2 separate regions of the Homo sapiens genome follow, and region 2 is linked to region 1. Evidence: read pairs that join two places in POLR2A ChIA-PET (ENCODE). Cell type or tissue: OCI-LY7. All regions are shown on one strand. Each heading gives the region's core, and the rest is flanking DNA. Links, peaks and the distances in the headings are about the cores only. Region 1 holds the start of LOC124902239 (a long non-coding RNA gene). Region 2 overlaps NIPSNAP3B (nipsnap homolog 3B).

Region 1 (2,919 bases), core at 179-2,678:
GTTCTGGAATCTCATGTCCATCTCATGTATTTGCCTTGGTTCACACTTGATCTTCTGCTCATATTCCTCACCTACTGAAATTTTACCCATCAACCAGACCGTGGGTGATGGAACACAGCATGGGCTAGTTCTTCTTATATATGATCTCATTTAATTTTCACTGGAACTCTGAGATAGGTAGCATTTCAGCCCACTCAAGTTGACTCAAATTTTTGTAATCATCAATATATTTTAAAATAACTTTATATTTGACCTGTAATTGGAAAACCAATATGAGTTATCATAAATGAAAGGTAATTTTAAAAATAATTAGGATGAAGACAAATTATTTTTCTCACAGTCTATGTATAAGATAAACTATTGGTTCCCAAAGGCCCCAGCTGACAATGAGACTTCTCTTACTTTGTTGAAAAGGGAATTAGCAAGCATTAAAGAGGTGTCAAAAAGAAGACTAAACAAAAGCTTACTCCTTTTTTTTTTTGAGACGAGTCTTGCTCTGTTGCCCAGGCTGGAGTGCAGTGGCACCACCTCGGCTCACTGCAACCTCTTCCTCCTGGGTTCAAGCGATTCTCCTGCCTCAGCCTCCCTAGTAGCTGGGATTACAGGTGCATGCCACCACACCCGGCTAATTTTTGTATTTTTAGCAGAGATGGGGTTCGTCATGTTGGCCAGGCTGGTCTCCAACTCCTGACCTCAGGTGATCCACCCACCTCGGCCTCCCAAAGTGCTAGAATCACAGGTGTGAGCCGCCGCACCCGGCCGCTTACTCCTTAATGTACTAAGAATGTTATATATAGGCTGAAGAAGTGCTGAAAAGAACCATATTTTCTCATGATGTGGTTCAATGTTTAATACTGTGCTTGTTCATCTCCTAAAATCCTCTGAATATCACTTAAATTCATCCTGTGTAACTCTCCCACATTTGGGGAAATACTGAGCTTGCCTATTATTATATTAGCCCCATATTTCAGATGATGCACCTGAGCCGAGGAGAAGTTAAATAACTTGTTCATGGTTCCATATTTGGCTAATGGCAGAGCCAGGGATTCAAACTCTTGTCTCTCTGACTCCCAGGTTTGTGCTTTTCCCACTTGGCTGAATTTCTCATGCTACCTCCTCCATAACACCTTTCCTAGAACTTTTAAGGAATGCTTCCCCTGTTCTCTCATAGCATTTTAATGTAAGTTGCCAAAGTGTCCCAGTTTGCACCCCTACCAGCAATGTGGGAGAAAATAGCAACATATTTTTGATGTTGGGGTCTAGTGTTACGGTTTCTTCTGCTCTTTGGGATGTATATTCCATGGCTACTGAATACCCAAGTCCCAAACAGTTTTCTTAGACTCAGAAGGTCATCCACTTCAGCTTCTTCATCAAAAAGACATATTTTCTGGCTGGGCACGGTGGCTCACACCTGTAATCACAGCACTTTGGGAGGTGGAGGCAGGAGAATTGCTTGAACCCAGGAGGCTGAAGTTGCAGTGAGCCCAGATCGTGCCACTGCCCTCCAGCCTGGGTGACAGAGCGAAACTCTGTGTCAAGAAACAAAAAAAAGGACTTGTTTTCTGTTCCATTACCCACAGTGGTAGAATGGCGTGCTAAATTTATTCTCCAGCTGCCATTAACTGCAAATTAAAATCTTAGTCTCTTGCCTCTTTAATCCAGGCTTCTTCATACTATACCAGAATTTAGGATAACTATTACAGTGCCCTTTATAGGAGAGAAAGAAGAAATTGTGTCTGTAGATGTCTGTTCCTTTCAGCTTAAAATGGACACTGAAATGTTAAATATTGGACTGGCCTCATTTATTTCTCCTGTCTGTTGGTCCAATTTGAATCTTAAGGCGTCTTTCAACTGGAATTTTTTGTTTCTCTCAACTAAAAATTGTTCTTTGTAAGTTTGAATCAGAACAAAATCCTGAATGTTGAGGGTTTCCTAAAGGCTGTTTCTTTATGCAAAAGCCTGAAACCCGATGTTGATGTTGGCTGCTTAAAATTAACTGTGAATCAAGGCAGGGTTTTTATTTTTATTTTTTTTTTACTTTAATGATTGTGTTAATTATAGTGAAAACCTTGAGTTCACGAGAAAGAAAGCCTTTGGTCAAGTATTGTTTATTAAGTTGTCAGTCTTGTTGCAGGATTTGCAAATTTAGTGGAATTAGTGCCATTTTTCAGTTTACAATTCCAGTCACATTTCACATGATCAGAGCATGGCTTTCTTCTCTGTGGAGCAAATAGAGGGCTGTCTGACACTTGGTTCCAGTGGCTTCCATTAAGCAGAGTGGATATGTCCCTGGAGTCTGCAGAGAAGGGCATGGCACTCTGACCCCAGATGGCACTCCGTTTTGGGACATTGTCCAATTCTAGTTCATAGCATATGTGACCAACACCAGCTCTCACCTGATGTAAACACTTAGCGCGTTGTTGCTTGGGGGATTGGATTGTGTGAATTTTTCAAAACTACAGTTGACAGAAGGAGGCTACCAAAAATGAAACCCAATAATTCCATTTTTGGGAATTATTCCCACTTTTGTTCCATTTTTCCCACTTTGTTCTTTGGCACACAGAATGTTTGATTTGTGAAAATCTTAATAACAGTAGTTTTTTCTATAAGGAACACTCAGAATCTTGATAATATTGGAATAATACAGATCCTTTTGTAGGATCCTCTCAGACCTCATATAATAGAGTTCATGTAGTCAATATTTAAAGAAAAACACCCTTAAGTTTTTGTTTTTCAGAATCACAAGTAAGTGGATTTAAACTTGTGATCTTATTCCCCTTTCTTCTCTTAATTTAGTGAGGCAGCCAGCGAGAGGGTTTGTTTTGGTTATTCTAAAGAAGGAGTTTGCTTGTAAGTTTTGGAGGGCAAGACTTAGACTCTGTGTCTCTGTGCTTGCCCTGGAACTTTGATTAAATTGTC
Region 2 (2,919 bases), core at 109-2,608, 150 kb after region 1:
ACAATTGGGTACTGGGCTTAATACCTGAGTGATTAAATAATCTGTACAACAAACCCCCATGACATGGGTTTACCTAAGTAACAAATCTTCACATGTACCCCGTGAACCTAAAATAAAAGTTAAAAAACAAACACCAGTTCAGCATTTGAAAAAGGCTCCATAAAGTATTAACATTCTAAAAAAATAAGATGTAAAATAAGATGCTTATAGATTTTTTCAATCCTATAAACAACAAACTCTAAAAATTTGGAGATAAAAATTAAAACAGGTACCAAAATGAAAAAGAGAGACGAACTGATCTAATACACATGGCAACTTCATAGAACAAATGGACAACTGTACCTCTGTTGAGTTCTCCATATTCTGTGTGGAAAACACCAACTACTTTTGTGTAGCCTAAATTGACATGGGCATTAATTGCTCTTTCAAATGCATCACCCCACAGAGCTGGCCCACCAGGTTTCATCTGAAAAACAGCTAGTTCATAGACTCCTAGAATAGGGAGAAAAATAATTATTTCACAGAAGACATTCAAACAATTTCTAACCAGGTTTTCCTGATTTCATTAGAAGGCTAACCAATGAAGTTAGAGGATAATCCATGTATACATACATATGCAGTCACATTTATTGATTCTCTGCATTATTTTTCTTTGCTTTTATGTTTAGAAAGTCTTTGTCCATGTTTAAGGGTCAGTTGTTAAAATTAATCATAAAGAAAATAAAGAAAAAGGACTGGAAGCTATATATAAACTACACTCTGAAATATTTTTAATCTATAAAATTTGTCAGGAAAACAGATACTGAGAATGTATAATGAAGCAGAATTTTCAAGCTGCCTGTCTACACTTTTTAAAAAAGAAATGCATAAGAGAAGTACTTTCTGATATCCTACATTTCCTTCTCCTTTTCAATTTTGAGAGGAAATAACTTTTTCCTTTGTATAATTTTCTCCGGTAGGATTCTATTTCTAGTTGACCCAAAGTCATGTCTGAGCCTTTAAGGAAAAAAAGAAAACCCTCAAGGAGATGGTTTTATTCTTCCTAAATATCCAGGTAAATGCTTAAAAACCATTCTACCTTCTGGCCAGAAGTATAAGATGGGTGGAGAGAAAGAAACTAGAGGACAAGGTAGATTGGACAAGAAAAAGGAAAGAAATACAAAGTTACTAAAGAATTATGAACAACATAGAGGAAGGGAACTATTAATAAGACTTGACACTGAGAAGTCAACTGTTTTACTTAGTGCTGAAAGTTAAGGGGAGTTTTAAGTACATTAGAATCCAAACAAGACTTTTCAAATCTCTTATAATCTAAAATAAAATACAAAGTTGAGTTTATGGGAGACATAAAATGAAATTTAAATTAGTTTATGCTTTTCGAATCTGACCTCTGTTTAAAATTAGATAGAGGTAATTATTTCCTTTAGTGAGCAAGAAGTGAAATCAGGAAGAAGACAAATCTTTTCAAACTGAGAAACAAGAAAGAGGAAGACACAAAAGTTAAACTACAATAATGTAGCTTAGCAGTGTAAGTTAATTCATTCCCCCAAAACAGTCAGTTTACAAGCAAAGATGTACTTAATGATTTAAGATTAGCTGACTTTGTGGAAAAAATACTTTTATATTTAAAAGTTTATACATTTTAAAACTGTGACAAAATTTCATGAACTACGACTCATCTACCTACACCTGTTTTCCTAGCTCCCAAGCCCCACTTTTTCACCTGTATTGACCATGTCAACTTTTGTTAGGCATCCGTTAGATTTCAATATGGAAAAATACTTCATTTTTTGTTTTAAGGATAAGCAATGTTTAAGGATAAGCTCAATGTTTTAAGGATAAGCAAAGAGCTCTAGAACTCTAATTCTCTTTTTTTTTTTTTTTTTTGAGACGGAGTCTCGCTCTGTCGCCCAGGCTGGAGTGCAGTGGCGAGATCTCGGCTCACTGGAAGCTCCGCCTTCTGGGTTCACGCCATTCCCCTGCCTCAGCCTCCCTAGTAGCTGGGACTACAGGCATGCACCACCACACCCAGCTAATTTTTGTATTTTTGGTAGAGATGGGGCTTCACTACGTTGACCAGGCGGATCTTGAATTCTTGACCTCAAGTGATTCGCCCGCCTCGGCCTTCCAAAGTGCTGAGATTATAGGCGTGAGCCACCGCGCCCAGTCTCTAATTCATTTTTATCTCCAGACTCATCATATATTATTATATAAAACAAAGAATTATATATTTTTTTCCTATAGAACTTTACTCTTTATAACTTTAGGTCTTTAGTATTTTACTCATTAAAACTCATAGTCTAAGAGGGAAGAACTCACCTTCTTTTGGAGGCTTTTCTAATTTGGACCATGGTATCAGGTAAGTAATTTCCGTCTCTTGTTTATCAATGCGAGCCAAATTTGGAATGATAGATTGTTCTTGCCATTCCTTACAGTTGGCTAAGGCTTTCCGAACTTCAGCTCGATGAGCAAAATTATCTATGGGAGGAAAATAGTTAAGAAAATGTTTTTTTATTTAAAATCGCCCATATTTTTACTTGAATTTTACTCAGTTCAGCAAACGTGCAAGGCCATATGGGAACCCCATGTTATTATGTCGCTGGAGATGCCAACATAAATATATGTGACAACTGCTCTCAAGTTACTCATGGTCTAAAAGGGGAGTTGAAATGTAAAAAACTAACTTAATTGACATAGAATGGGCTTTATAGGCTCTAAGACTTTCTTAGGAAGTTGTGTGAATTAGGTTCGTTATTCAATCTTTCTGTGCCTCAGTTTCTTATTCTGTGAAGAAAATAGTATAACATCTACCTCCAGTGTTGTTGTGAGGATTAAATGAATTAGTACATGAAAAGAGCTTAGAATGGTGTTTGGCACCTTAGTTAGTACTCAGTATATGTTAACGATTCTTATCAATGG

What was found. ChIA-PET counts read pairs that join two places held together with the same protein. Peaks named below come from ENCODE experiments on the same cell type or tissue, not always from the same donor. Only the 100,000 strongest peaks of a DNase experiment are listed, where the experiment ranks them.
Region 2: POLR2A ChIA-PET joins it to region 1 with 5 read pairs; 1 of 35 experiments calls an interaction of 5 or more read pairs at or near these places.

Annotation. Positions count from the first base shown.
Region 1 is chr9:104,915,315-104,918,233 of GRCh38, reverse strand. All of the region lies in intron 1 of ABCA1 (ATP binding cassette subfamily A member 1), which reads left to right. LOC124902239 (a long non-coding RNA gene) reads right to left here and starts at 533. Exons shown (of 3, transcript XR_007061706.1): 1 at 1-533. In OCI-LY7, for the core only: no CTCF peak of the experiment used is centred there; no DNase peak of the experiment used is centred there; H3K4me3 peaks cover 1,787 bases; H3K27ac peaks cover 1,175 bases.
Region 2 is chr9:104,768,422-104,771,340 of GRCh38, reverse strand. It overlaps NIPSNAP3B (nipsnap homolog 3B), which reads right to left. Exons shown (of 6, transcript NM_018376.4): 3 at 2,320-2,478; 4 at 343-492. Among named protein-coding and RNA genes, the nearest start is that of NIPSNAP3B, 5.8 kb to the right of the region's middle. In OCI-LY7, for the core only: no CTCF peak of the experiment used is centred there; DNase peaks (open chromatin) are centred at 1,240 and 1,480; H3K4me3 peaks cover 1,085 bases; H3K27ac peaks cover 1,997 bases.